2 separate regions of the Homo sapiens genome follow, and region 1 is linked to region 2. Evidence: chromatin loops called from intact Hi-C (ENCODE). Cell type or tissue: CD4-positive, alpha-beta T cell. All regions are shown on one strand. Each heading gives the region's core, and the rest is flanking DNA. Links, peaks and the distances in the headings are about the cores only.

What was found. Hi-C counts contacts between places; a loop is a spot of excess contacts. Peaks named below come from ENCODE experiments on the same cell type or tissue, not always from the same donor. Only the 100,000 strongest peaks of a DNase experiment are listed, where the experiment ranks them.
Region 1: it touches region 2 in a loop (3-fold over the local background); 3 of 110 quality-filtered maps call a loop at or near these places.

What each region holds. Positions count from the first base shown.
Region 1 is chr5:40,483,299-40,490,974 of GRCh38, forward strand. No RefSeq gene overlaps it. Among named protein-coding and RNA genes, the nearest start is that of PTGER4, 190 kb to the right of the region's middle. RefSeq lists enhancers at 3,448-3,507, 7,135-7,284 and a cis regulatory region at 7,209. In CD4-positive, alpha-beta T cell, for the core only: no CTCF peak of the experiment used is centred there; DNase peaks (open chromatin) are centred at 1,393, 2,283, 3,303 and 3,823; H3K27ac peaks cover 287 bases.
Region 2 is chr5:40,364,064-40,371,739 of GRCh38, forward strand. No RefSeq gene overlaps it. Among named protein-coding and RNA genes, the nearest start is that of LINC00604, 130 kb to the left of the region's middle. In CD4-positive, alpha-beta T cell, for the core only: no CTCF peak of the experiment used is centred there; a DNase peak (open chromatin) is centred at 3,388.

The DNA of each region.
Region 1 (7,676 bases), core at 868-5,867, 120 kb after region 2:
TCACAGTTCCCTGCCACCTGGTGTACATGTTTTGCCTAATCTCTAGGATTGTTAATATGATCAATTTTACCCCCAGGATTAGGTTATATCATGTGGCACAATCAACTTTAAGAAAGTTGACAGATTGTTACTGGCTAGAAAACTTAGAGAGCCACAAGGCAAGGAATATGGGTGGCCTCTAGGAGTTGCAAACATCTCTGGCTGACAGCCAGCAAATAAATGAAGACCTCATTCCTACAACCACAAGGAATTTAATTCTGCCAACAAACTGACTGAGTTTGGAAGCAAAATTTCCCCAGAGCCTCTAAATGAAAACTCAACCTGTTTGACATATTGAATTCAGCTTTGTAGGATCCCAAGCAGAGAATCCTGTCATGCCACCCTGCCAAACTTATAGAACTGTGAACCAATAAAGAGATGCTGTTTCAAGATGCAAGTTTGTGGTAGTTTATACACAGCAATAAAAAACTACTACAATGCCAACCAGAATAAATAAAAAGAAACCAATATCTAGATACTGCAGAACAAGAAAGAGAAATGAAAGATGTTTAAAGTAGCTAGAAAGCAAAGAAAAATTACCTACAAATAAATAAGAACTAAATTGAGAGTTGACTTCTCAACAGCAATAATGAAAAGCAGAAGACTGTGAAAGAATATTTTCAGTCTTCTGAGAGAAGATAACTCAGCCTGGTAATACATAGCCAGCCAAGCCATCCTTCAAGAATGACAGCGGAATAAAGATATTTTCAAGAAAAACTGAAAATTTTCAATACAAAGCTGAATATTTTCACCTAAGAGTCACTGATTAAAGAGTATATTCCAGGAAGAAGTGAAAATGATCCAAAAGAAAAATCTGAAACACAAGAAAGATTGGTGAGCAGAGAATGTGAGGAAATAATCTAAGTGAACAAAAATATGTGCCAAAATTTGAACACTGACTATATAAAATAATAATAGTAATGGGAGGGAATGATAAAAATCAGGCTAGTGATAAAATACTGGACAGTAATTATGTATAAACCAGGAGGCTGTGATTGGTAATTTGTGCTTAATTTTTGTAAAGTCTTTGCAATGTTATGAAAGAATATCTGAGGTCCAATTTTACTTGGCAATACATGGATATATAGAAGCTTTGCTTGATAGAGCAGCCCCTCAGATATAGTGAAGAAATCCTACAGATCAAAAAATATATATACCACAAACTGTAATGCTTACCAAAACAGGAAAAAAAGACAGATTATGGCAGGGGATTTTAAAGTCAGGAGAAAACTAATAACTTCCCTTTTTAAAGTTCACCTAATTGAAAGATGAAACAACAAAACGAAAACGCTTTTCTTGAGTTCACCCAACTCCTCAAAAGTGAAGTAGTAACCACCATCCCAGATCAGAGAACTGACATCATAAACCTTCAAGCCAACTCAGGTTTCATCTACCCTGCCCTACAGAATTAGACATGTGTGTGTGGATGGTGATGGTTCCTTACATAGTTTTTATCTCCCAACATTCACCAAAACTGTGTGAATCTCTCTGAAGAGGCACTAGAAACCTCTTGTGAACTAGTATTTCTCAAATTGGGATGTGAGAGATTGCAGTTTCCTCGGGAAGTAGACATCCAAACTGAGATGCTCTGGCTTTACCAACTATCAAAGTTGATACAAATGATTTTTTTTATACAGACCCCTCGAACGACCAAATAAATCATCTGCTCTCTCAACCAGAAACAAATAATCTAAGTGAACAAAAATACCTGGTTGAAATAAGTTTAGTGCAGGGTTATATTCTGCACCTTAAAATTGTGTTTCTGAGAGATATTCCTCATTGATTCATAAATTCGTCAACTTTGTACTGTTCAGGGTATCTGGATTAAGCATAAGCTTTGGAGTCAGACAGCCTGAATTTCAAAATCAGCCTCATAACTTACGTAACTATTTCTTAGCCCCACTTAGCCTCGGTTTCATCATCTATAAAGTAGCAATAATAACACCTGTCACACACAGCTATTTTAGAAATAAGTAAGATTTCAGAAATCGATTTCAGAAAGAGCTGGCACCAAGGAAGCAATCAATCAGTGTCAGCTATGAGTATTGATAACACTAATGGAGGCTGCATCTGTGTGACTAATCTGTACCAGGGGTTTAAATATCACTAACATTGGACTTTGGAATGCATAGACACATAAAATGTTGGAGTTTGCGGAGGCTTAAAGTTCACCCGTTCCAATTCTCATTTTCTGTGAGGATTTGAAACCCAGACAGACTCAGGAACTCGTACAAAGTCACACAGCCAGTATAAGGAACTGAAATCTGACCCTCAGCCACTGAGCACCAATAACACTATTTCTTCTGTGTCACAGCTCATGTGTCTTCTTTTTTAATCTTACCAGCAAATAATTTGTGAGGTTAATAAAAATTAAAATTGAAATACTTTTCATTGAGCACACCCCAGTGAAACGGAAGGAACAAGGGAACATGGGGTCTGGCCAAAGAGAAACCAAGTTTGAGGAAGAACGTGTTTGGCCTTCCTAAATATAGTTCACCATAATGCCAAGCAAAGGAAAACAAAGAGGCAAAAGATTATAGGCTCATTCTGATATCTCGTAGGCCTATTTATTAAGTACATGATCAATTTCATGGACAAATAATCTTATGTTTTTAGCAATTGTATTTTCTGGCCAAAAATTCTGGAAACTTGTGCTGACAATGAGATGAAATATTTTAAATGCCTATTATCTTTAAAAATTCAGGTTACAAAATTTAATCTACCAACCATTTCTATCACTGTATCTTGTTTTGACCCCACCCCCATTCCCCATTGGAGAGATATTTCTGAAAAGTGATTTATGGGAGCTGGCCTTATTTCCATTGCTTTAACTACCTTGGAGCCCTATCTTCTTTGTATTCTCTAAAATGACTGCCCTTTCTGCACAGTCACTAAATACCTATTGAGTAGCCCATGGTGTCCTTCTGATGACCATCTGATGGGAAAACTTGGACATTTGTGCTCATTATGAACCATCTGCCCTTGAGTCCAAATTTAGAATATACTAATTTTTAAATTGTATTTTTCAACCCCTATAGCTGGTGTAGGTTGAATTCAGCAAAGAATTTTTCTATTCTGTCTTTGGGGACCCTCCAGCATCTTCTCATTCACATCTGAAAGGACGTCTCCCAGTCCACAGTGCCTGTGATTGCCACATTCTGGTGAGAGCTATATGGCAGATTCAAAAATCATTGCGCAGCCTGTCAGCTGATTGGGGTGAATGATCAATGTAACCGGAACTAAAGTTGTATGACATCATCTTTGCCACAGCTTCACGTGACAAAGCTCACTTCAAAAGTGCTTCTTTCTCAGACAAAGCCCTTTAGTCAGAAAAGCCACAAGTAACAGTTAAAATCACCTGGTCCAACCATATGGAAAGACTCACCAAGGTTCATAAAAATGAAACCACCCAAAGTATATGAGGTCTTCTGAGTCCTAATCCAGGGCTTTGACATGGCATCACCAATGCATCACATCCCACATGGCTCTCACTTCTTCCCTGGCACCTCTGCAAAGTTCCAGGGGATTTCCTGCCTCTCACTCTTCTCTCCTCATTCTCTGGACTCACCCTGATCTCATTTATGTATGCTTTTATCATAATTTTCTCTAAAGTAGCCCCAAGTCATAATTACATTAAAACCTGAAGTCTGATAAAATAGTGAATATAAAACCACAGCACTGCTGTCAAAAGTAGAAGAGTGATAGTGAGCTTATCTCCAGGGAAATGGAGAAGTGGTCAAACCACACTGCTATTTTTACCTGCCTGGTATTATTTGAGCCTAACTGAATGTGTGGTCACATGGACAGTGATTCAGAGATGTTAGGAAATTCAGGTCACCATTTATTTAAAGCAACTAGGTTCAAAAGATCCTTATTCTTTCTTCTGCCATGAAGTTACATATCCTGGGAGTGTAAATGAACCAGTCTGGGCTTCATTTTACTCATCTGTAAAACGAAGGATTTGGACTACTTGATATATTATATCTCATTTAATCTAGGACTAAATTCTATTCCAATTGAAGGGTGATGTAGAGGGAAATTGGAAGGCTGATGAAAGAGTCTGAGGATTAGGTAGTGTAGTGTGGAGGAACAATGGAGACAGAAAGTCTTCCTTCAAATTTAGTCTTCAGCTGCATTACAAGCCAAGAGGCTTTGGTCCTGACACCCTCAGACCTGCTCTCTTATCTCTTCTGTCCCTCTACTTATTAGAATGTGTAAGCTGAAGTCATGCTTTTGAATATAACCATATTGATAAGGAGGTTAGAACTGTCAATCCTTCACACATATATGAATCCATTTGAGCAAATGCTTAAGGTATTTCTTCTTAACATTTGGTGACTCTTTTGATTATGAATTTAGTTATGAAAACTAGATAATTCTGGATATCACAGAATGAACAGGTCTTTATAGTAGGTCACATAGGCTTTGGCCCACAAGAGTGCTATCTGTGTAGTGAGACAACTCTCTAACACGGAGAAGCAGCAGAAACAGAGTTTGGGATATGCCTCACATGACCTGGCCATAGAAAAACATGCTGTTTTTCTAGGAACATGGATAGGAACCACAGCCCTTTTCACAGGACTCCTTCTTGTTGGGCTTTGGGCACCAATTCTGCCTGGCCTGGGCCAAGTCCCTGAGATGCAGTGGTGGCAAGTGAGGGTATTTAGTAATACCTGCAGCCCCCTTGGTTCCATCTTCTTCTGAAAGGCAGGAGCAGAAGAGCCTTTTTCCTAGCCCAATTCATGGACCACGAAAGAGTTCCAGAGTCCAAGCAACTGACAGTATCAGAGCATCTGAAAAGCATCATGTGTTTTTATGATTACAAGAAGGAGAAATTCATTGGGGCTAGCTAATGTAACAAAATAAAAATAAAAAGGACTCTAATGTGTGAGTGAACTCTGTCACTTGCCTACCCAGTTATTCATTTTCTTCTAGCATTATGCAATGGACAATAATTGGCCTTAGCCAGGGAATGCTTTACCCTCCCAACCTCTCTTTCTGCTAGAGGTGGCCATGCAATCCAGTGTTCAACTGGGGAAGCTTCTGAGAAAGTTTTTCTTTCTTGGTAAAAGGAACAAAAGAGGCTGGTTCCATCAGTTTCCTCTTGAACTCTGACTATTGTGACTATCTAGATCTGCCTTATATATAAACACCGCATTTATTTTCTGTAACTAATTTCTCATTTATTCATAAAGAAATCAGACATAGGACATAATGAGTGTTTATGGTCCCACTTAAGCTGAGAAAGCTTTCAAATGGCATAGGAGATATCTGTTCTTATACTATTACAAGGTCCTCCATAACCTTCACCTTAATTTCATCATAAAAATAGCTAACATTCATTACTAACTTCAATGCATTTGACAGTCATCATTCCATCTAAGCTTCACAAAAGTCCCATGAGATATATATTATTGATATTCCCATTTTACCAGTGAAGAAACTGTGTCAAGGAAACAGGTAGAAAGCCTAGACTTAGATTGAAACCCAAAGCATTTGGTTCCAGAGTCGGGAATCTAAACCACTATAACATGAAGCCACCTGCATATATATTAAACATTTCAGTTACTATCCCTAAGCAGACTACTTCTGAGTGTTGTCCTGGGAGATGATCTTCTATTCCTAACCTCCTGGCCCAGTCTTCAGATGCAGAGTTGATTGTTCTTCAGCTTGCCCATTTGTGCAGATGAAAGCAGGAGCTGAAGTGGGGCTCTTGCAAGGGCTACTAAAGGCTTTGCCTTCACTCTGAGTGCTTCACATGCCCAGACATTTGTACACATTAAGCACTTGAACCTAGATTAGGACAGGCTGAACTCATGGGAACTCACAGGTAGAAGATGAGCTGCCCCTAGTTGCTTCTTTGCAAAGAGACACCAACAAGATACTGGATTGTTCAGCATCTTTTCCTTCTGAAGGGAATAATTACTTTATGGGTGATGAGAAGCTCAAAAAAAAACCTCCCCATCTGTATTTATATGTTGCAAAATGCTACATGTCTCTATGTTACAGGTTCTCATTCCTCAGCTTAAAATGTAACTGTCCCTTATAAGATAACTTGGAAATTTACATCTGAAATGTGCAGCTTAATGTGAATGGGTTTATCAGGTCCTTTGATAAAAGCTGGATTTGGTTAGGGAGAAAAAGAAAAGAAAAAAGATGTACCTTTAGGTAGAAACAGGAAAGCAGACAAATTTTGACTTGGTTACAATTCCATCTAAGATCAGCCCGAGTCACATGTGAACAACAGGACTGAGAAGTTACCTAGAACACAGAATTCTCAGTACTAAAACCAGTATAGTCCCAGTCAAACTGGGATGGTTGGTCATCCTGTCACAGATTCACACTTTTCCATCTGCCTAGTTCTCAGGAAAACTTTTCAATTATCCGTTCTCTGAAGCCAATTCAACAGTCCCTTACTAGGTTAGTAGATAAACAAACCGTGGTAGATCCAAACAATGGAATACTGGTAGCAATAAAAAGGAACAAATTGTTGATACATGCAACAACTCAGATGAATCTTAAAGGCATTATGCTTATGAAATAAGTCAGTCTCAAAAAATTGCATGCTATATAAGAATACATTTAAAAGACATCCTAAAAAAAGAAAAAAAAAACTATAGTGACATAGGTCAATGGTTGCCAGGGGTTGGGAAAAGGGTTTGAATTTATATTCCTAAATAAATTACAAATATATATTTGTATGAATTTACATTATGTTTTAGATTATGTTTTACAAATATGTATTTTTATGAATTTACATTCATAAAGAATGACATGAGAAATTTTTTCAAAGTGATAGAACTGTGCTCAATCCTGGTAGGGATTACACAAATCTGTACATGAAATAAAATCCATAGGATTTTATACCAAAAGGAAAAAAGTCACTTTCTGTGATAAATTTTAAAATAAAATTCATTTATGAAGAATATTCCTTTAAAGAAAATGTTTATTCACACATGCATCTATGGCGTAGGACATAGATGAGCATTTTCTGTACAAGGAATAAGAAATTCTGAGTTCTTGACCCAATTCCTTTTAACTTTATGCCTAAACTTTGGCAAGTTGCTGCATTTCAGTCTTCAGTGTTCTAATCAATAAAATGAGAGTCACGAGCTAATTTAAAGAATGTCTGACCCAGCTTTAAAATTCTAAGAGGCTGTAATCTTGCACCATATGGAATTCCCCAAATTGTTTGTCTTAACTTTAGCGAAGACTAAAATTAGCTAACGGTGGCAGTTGGATTGGGCAGACATCAAATGAGGGTATTTCCTAATTAAAGATACTCTCAAAGGAGAAGTAAGGGCAAAAGTCTTTCCTACCAGAGAAATTTTTTTTAAAGGCAAACCTCAAGCTTAATAAACTTTCCTAGGCATTAAACCGCACATAGGACCCAGTAGAAAACTTATTCAAATTTTTAAATCACCTTTTCCCCTTCTTGCTCAAAATAAGAATTACAAATTAAAGGGAAAGGGAAACAAAATCACAACTCTTTCTGCCTGAAACTAAGATTTATCATTTTGGTTTTGCTACTGCATTTTAGAAAGGGTGATAAGAAAGACGGGACTTTTTTTTATGCTGCATAAAGAGATTTGAAGTTACTCAAATGAGTGTGTATTCAACCTGAAAGCAGTCTCATA
Region 2 (7,676 bases), core at 1,265-6,264:
TCCCCCTTTACCTTCTGCCATGATTGTAAGTTTCCTGAGGCCTCCCCATAAGCAGAGCAGATGCCAGTATCATGCTTCCTGTGTAGCCTGCAGAACGATGAGCCAATTAAACCTCTTTTCTTTATAAATTACCCAGTCTCAGGTATTTCTTTATAGCAATACAAGAATGATCTAATACAACAACCAAAAAAAAAGCAGCACCAAGCCTAGTGGGCTTCTTGAGATTTTGGAGGCAACACATTCCTCATTTCGGTGCACTACTCCATTCCCATTTACTGAATAACTCAAAAACTTCTAGTTTTGAGTGAGGCCCAGAACAAGAGAAGACTCTGCAGCAGATCCATGTAAGCTGCTCTGCCACTTGGGCCATATGATCCAGCATATCCAATAGTGCTTGAAGTGTAAGTGGCAAACAGGGAAGCCGTTTGTGGCCTTTGGTATACCGCTACAGATGAATCAAAGAGCAGGCCCTTGGGATTTTGGAGCAGTCTTGCCATCCCCTGCAGATAACTACTCTCCTTTTGAGAAACAATTCTTAGCCTGCTATTGTGTCTTAGCAGAAACTGAACATTTAACCACAGCTCACTAACTCAGCATGCAACCTGAGCTTCCCATTGTGAAATGGATGTTAACTGACAAACCAACCCATAAAGTTGGGCATGCACAGCAGCACTCCATTATCAAATGGAAGTATTATAGATAGGATCAGGCCTGAGCAGGCCCGGAAGGCATAAGTAAGTTACATGAAGAAGTGGCTCAAATGCCCATGATCCCTTATTACTCTACCTCGACTCTCCCAGCTTGCACCTATCGCCTCATAGAAAGTTTCCTACCATCAGTTGACAGAAAGAGAAAACTCGGGCATGATTTTATTCTTACTGGAATAGACACTTACTCTGCATATAAATTTTCAATTCCTGCACACAATGTTTCTTCCAAAACTGTCATCCATGGAGTTACAGAATACCTTATCTACTGTCCCAGTATTTTACACAGTATTGCTTCTGATCAAGGAACTCACTTACCAGTAAATAAAGTGCATCAATTGGCCCATGCTTATGGAATTCCATGGACTTAGCCATGTTTCCCACTATGCTAAAACAGCTAGCCTGGTGGGACAATGGAATGGCCTTTTGAAGACTCAGCTGCATTGCTAGCTAGGTGGCAACACCTTGCAAGGCTGAGGCAAGGTTCTCTAGGAGGTTCTGAGTCAGCACCTAGTACATGGTGCTGTTTCTCCTGTAGTCAGGATTCATGGATCCAGGAATCAAGAAATAGAAATAGGAGCAGCACCACTCACTATAATTCCTGGTGACCCACTAGCATAATGTTTGCCTCCTGTTCTCATGACCTTGTGCTCTGCTTGCCTATAAGTCTTAGTTCTAGAGTGTTCTAGAGGGAAGAAACACAACAATGATTTCATTGAACTGGAAGTTAATACTAACACAACTACTTTAGTGTCCTCATGTCTCTAAATCAAAGGGCAAAGAAGAGAGTTACTGTGCTGGCTGGGGTGATTCATCCAGGCTACCAAGATGAAAATGGACTGCTATTTTACAAAGGATATAGAGAAGAGCATGTCTGAAAAAAAGAGATCCCTTAGATGCCTCTTACCATACCCTGTGATTAAGGTCAATAAAAAACTACATCTCAGTTCAGACACGGCTACTAATGACCCAGATTCTTCAAGAATGAAAGTTTGGGTTACCCCACCAGGTAAAAAACCATGCCAGCTTAGGTGCCTGCTGAAAGCAAAGGCAATACAAAAGGAGTAGTGAAAGAAGTTTGTTATAAATACCAGCTATGCTCAGAGGATCAGTTATGAAAGAAGGACTCTAACTGTCACGAGTATTTCTTCCTTATTTTGTTATGAATATGTTTGTGTGTGTGTATACATAGCAAATGTCTTTGTTTTCTTCACTTTCTTAGCCCATTACAATGTAACATAAGAAGTATTGACTTTGTATTTAAGATAAGTTTATTTAAGTACTTAAGTATTGGTAACTTTATATCATAGTATTTACCTTATGGAATGCCAAGGAAAAGGGTAAACACCACCCAAGAACTTTGTATCCTCTTCTGAGGAGAGGGTTAGTGTGTTTTTGCTTGTACTCAAGACAGGTGTATCATATTAGGTTGAATTATGACATTTTTATTGTCTTTATTTGGAGATTAAGGATAGTTTAAAGAGATGCATATGGGTGCCAGATTGATAAGGAGTAGAATTGTGAGAGCTAATTTTATGTGTCAATTTGGCTGGGCCATAGTGCCCAGATGTCTGGTCAAACATTATTCTGGATGTTTTGGTGAGGGTCTTCCAGATGAAATTAACATTTAAATCAGTGGATTTTGAGTAAAGTATATCGCCCTCCGTAATGTGGGTGGGCCTCATCCGATAAGTTGAAGGCTTACATAGAACAAAGGACTATCTATCTATCTATCTATCTATCTATCTATCTATCTATCTGTATCTCTATCTAGCTACCCCTACACATATCCTATTGGTTATGTTTCTCTGGAGAATGCTGGCTAATGAAAATGGTTAACAAAAAGTCAGGACAATGGTTACCAGTGGAGGAAAGTATGATTGAGAGAGACACACAGGAGGAGTCTAAGGTATTGATAATATTCTATTTTTTTACCTAAGTAGAGGTGCATGCATTTTATATTACCACTATATATGTTTAACACATTTTTCTGTATGAATACTGAATATCACACATGTAGACACACACAAATTTAACTCGAAAAGTATAAAATAGAAGACTATCAGCTGAAGATGAAAATAGCAAACTAAAACATACATGTAAAAAATTATACAAAATATATGAGAAGATAAAGAAATGTAAAATATGAGAGATTAAGAAACAGAAACAAGAGAATGAGAAAGTCAAGCTCAAATAAGAATTATGAGAGGATAACATATAATTAGTGGCCAAGGGGAAATATTTAAGAAGATCATGGCTGATAGATGGTCATATAAAATAAGCAGAAGCAGCAGGATTAATAAAATAAATACAAATAAACATATGTGTAGAATAACATCTTATTCCATTTGGTGCTGCAATGACAGAATCCTTAAGACTGAATAATTTATAAAAAACAGAAATATATGTCTCACAGTTCTGGAGACTGAGAAGGTGATGATTATGGCACTAGCATCTGGTGGGCCTTCTTGCTTGTTACCACGTGGCAGAAGGCAGAAAGGCAAAAGAGAATTGTATCAGTCCTTTCTTATGCTGCTAATAAAGACATACCTAACACTAAATAATTTATAAAGGAAAGAGGTTTAATTGACTCACAGTTTAACATAGCTGAAGAGGCCTCAAGAAACTTACAATCATGGTGGAAGGGGAAGCAAATATGTCCTTCCTCACATGGTGGCAGCAAAGAGAAATGCTGAGCAGAAGGGTGAAAACCCCTTATAAAACCATCAGATCTCATAATAATTCACTCACAATCATGACAAAAGCATAAAGGTAACTGCCCCCATTATTCAATTACCTCCCACTGGGTCCCTCCTATGACACGTGTGGATTACGGGATGAGATTTGGGTCAGGACACAGCCAAACCATATAAAAAATGAACTCACTTCCATAAGCCCTTTTTAAAGCAGCATTAATCCTTTTATGAGGGCAGATCCCTCAGGACTTAAACACTTCCCTCAAGGCCCTACCTCTCAATACCATTGCACGGGGATCAAGTTGCCAACACATAAATTTGGGGGACATATTCAGATCATACCATTCCACCCTGGGCCCTCAAATTTCATTTCCTTCTCACATGCAAAATACGTTTATTCCAACCCAGTAGCCCTAAGTCTTAACTCACTCCAGCACCAACTTTAAAGTTTAAGTCCAGAGTCTCATCTACATCAAATATGTGTGTGAAGTACTTCATACTGAGGCAAAATGCTCTCCAGCTGTGAGCCTATAAAATCAAACAAATTATGTACTTTTAAAATATAATGGTGTCTCAGACGTATGATAGACATTCTCATTTCAAGAAAGAGAAATACAAAAGAAAAGAATAACAAGTTTCAAGTAAGTAAAAATCCCAATAGGGCAAATGACATTGAATCTCAAGGCTTGAGAATAGTCTCTTTGGACTCCATGTTCTGCCTTCTGGCGCACTAGAAGGCTGGAGTTGGGTTTCAAGGCCTCAGACAACCCGTGTGTCAGTCCTCACACATTTAAGTCAAAAGCTTATGGTTTTCTCAGGCTTGTGCTGCATACTGGTAGCTCGGCAGTTCTGGGGTCTTGGGAGGAGCCTTGCTCCCATGGCTGCACTAGGCATTATCCTAGTGAGGACTCTCTGTGGCAGCCCCCACCCCGCATTTCCGCTGGATATTGCTCTAATGGAGGCTCTCTGTGGTCACTCCAATTCTGCAGCAGGTCTCTGCCTGGGCTCCGAGACTGCCTGAGACATCCATTGAAATCTAGCTGGAGGTAGCTATGCCTCCATAGCTCTTGCTCTCTGGGTCAGTGATGAGAGGAGCAGGCTTGAAGATCTCCAAAATGACTTTGGGGCTACTCTCCCATTGTCTTGATGAATAGCGCCTGACTTCCTTCTATTCACACTAATTTCCTTATCAAACAGTTACTTGGCCATACCCTTGGCTGCTTTTCCTAAAGATGCTTTTTTGTTCTTGACATGGCCAGGCTAAGAATTTTCCAAATCTTTACATTCTGCTTCCCTTTTGATTATAAATTCTATCTTTAAATACTTTCTCTCTTTTCACCTTTTACTATAAGCAATTAAAAGACGCCACACAGCACCCTACATTTTTTGCTACCTGGAGATTTCTTCTGCCAGATATCCTGGTTCATTGTTAAGTTCTGTCTTTCACAAAGTCTTAGGACAAAAACACAATTCAGTCAAGTTCTTTGCCTCTTCATAGCAAGGATCACCTTTTCTCTAGTTTGTACTACCTTGTTCCTCCTTTCAATCTGAGACCTCATTGAAATGGCCTTTACTGTCCATATTTCTACATTCTCTTCATAATCACTTAAGTAATCTCTAAGAAGATACAGGTTTTGGCTTACAGCTCTTCTCTTCTTTTAAGACTTCACCAGAATTGCCCTTAATGCTCCATTTATGGAAATACAGGCTTCTTCAGCACTCAGTTCAAAACTGTCTCAGCCTCTACTCACTACATAGTTTAAATGCTGCTTCCACATTTTTAGATATTGGTTGTAACAAAGCCTCACTATTCTGATTCCAATTTTTGTCTTAGTTTGTTTGGTGTTGCTATAACAGAATACTTGAGACTGGGTAATCTATAAAGAACAAAAATTCATTTCTTACAGTTCTTGAGGCTGGGAAGGTGAGGATCATGGCACCAGCATCTGGTGAGGGCCTTCTTGTGGTGCCCTCACATGAAAGAAGGTGGAAGGCCAAAAGAGAATGAACCCATTCCCACAAGCCCTTTCTATAGCAGCATTAATCCATTCATCAGGGTGAAGCCCTCATCACCTAAACACCTCCCAAAAGGCCCTGCCTCTCGACACTGCTGGGCTGGGGATCAAGTTTCCAATGCATCATCTGGAAGACACAATCAGACTAAATATCAAATACTGAAAGAAACTATAGTAAATGAAGTCTTAAAGGAAACAAAAAGAAAACAATTAGATGTACAAGAGATTTTACATCAGAAAGAGATTCTATACCTAGAAAATCCTAAAGACTGCCAAAAAGCTCCTAGAATTTATTAACAACTTTAGTAAAGTTTCAAGGTACAAAATCTATGTAAAAAAATTAGTAGCATTTCTATACACAAACAACATCCAGGCTGAGAGTGAAATCAAGAATACAATTCCACTTACAATAGCCACAAAGAAAATGAAATACCTAGAAATACAGCCTGGTATTTACCAAGGAGGTAAAATATCTCTACAAGGAGAACTGCAAAACATTGCTGAAAGAAATCAGAGACTACACAAATAAATGGAAAAATATTCTATGCTCATATATTAGAAGAATCAATATTGTAAAAATGGCCATACTGCCCAAAGCAATTTACCGACTCAGTGCTATTCCTATCAAACTACCAATGTCATTCATCACAGAATTAGAAAAAAAATATCTAAAATTCATATGCAACCAAAAAAGACCCTGAATAGCCAAAGCAATCCTAAACAAAGAGAACAAAGACATCATACTACCTGACTTCAAACTATGGTTTAAAGCCACAGTAAACAAAACAGGTTAGTACTGGTACAAAAACAGACAAATAGACTGATGGAACAGAATGCAAAACTCAGAAATAAAGTCACACACCTACAACTATCTAATCTTCAACAAGGCCAACAAAAACAAACTATGGGGAAAGGACTCCTTTTTCAATAAATGTTGCTGGGACAACTGGCTAACCATATGCAGACGACTGAAGCTGGACAATTTCCTTTCACCATATACAAAAATTAACTCAAAATGGATTAAAGCTTTAAATGTAGGACTTCAAACTATAAAAATAATAGAAGAAAACCTAGGAAATACTCTTCTCAACATTGGCCTTGGCAAGGAATTTTTGGCTGAGTCCCCAAAAGCAATTGCAACGAAAACAAAAATAGACAAGAAATAGACAAGTGGGACTTAATTTAACTAAAGAGCTTCTATACAGTGAAAGAAACTATCAACAGAATAAACAGACAACCTACAGAATGGAAGAAGATTTTCACAAACTATGCATCCAACAGAATCCTCATATCCAGAATCTACAGAGAACTTAAACAAATCAATGGGCAAAAACCAAATAATACCATTAAAAAATGGGCAAAGTACATGAACAGACACTTCTCAAAAGAAGGCATACAAATGACCAACAAACAAAGAAATGCCCAGCATCACTAATTATCAGAGAAATGCAAATAAAAGTCTCAATGAGATAACATCTCACACCAGTCAGAATGGCCATTATTAAAAAGTCAAAAACAACAGATGTTGGTAAGGCTACGGAGAAAAGGGGAATGCTTATACACTGCTGGTGGGAATGTAAATGCTATTCACAATAGCACAGACATGGAATTAGCCCTGGTACCCATCAATAGTAGACTAGATAAAGAAAATGTGGTACATAGAATACTACACAGTCATGAAAAGAATGAAATCATGTCATCTTTAGCAATATGGATGGAATTGGAAGGCATAATCCTAAGCAAATTAACACAGGAAAAGAAAACCAAATACTGCATGTTCTCACTTATAAGTTGGAGCTAAGCATTGAGCACACATGGACACAAATATTAGAACAGTAGACACTGCAGACTACCAGAGGATGAAGGTAGGGTGGGTTAAAAAACTACCTATCTGGAACTATGCTCACTACCAGGGTGACAGGATCCATACGGCGAACCTCAGCATGACACAATATTCCCATGTATTAATAACAAATCTGCACATGTACTCCTGTATCTAAAGTAAAACTTAAAATTTTCAAAAAAAGAGACAAAGGAGATATCTACTAAAGTGTGCTAGGAGAAAATAACTGTCAATCTAGAGCTCTATTCCCAGATGAACAATCATTTAAAAGTTGAGAAACAAAACATGTTGATGGAAGGAAAGATTGAGCTTATTCTTTGAGACTCTTACTAAAAGAATCAGAGGAAGATATATTCTGTTTAAAAATAAATTAAACCTCTAATAAGGTAAGCTACCAAAAAATAGCAGTGGGAAA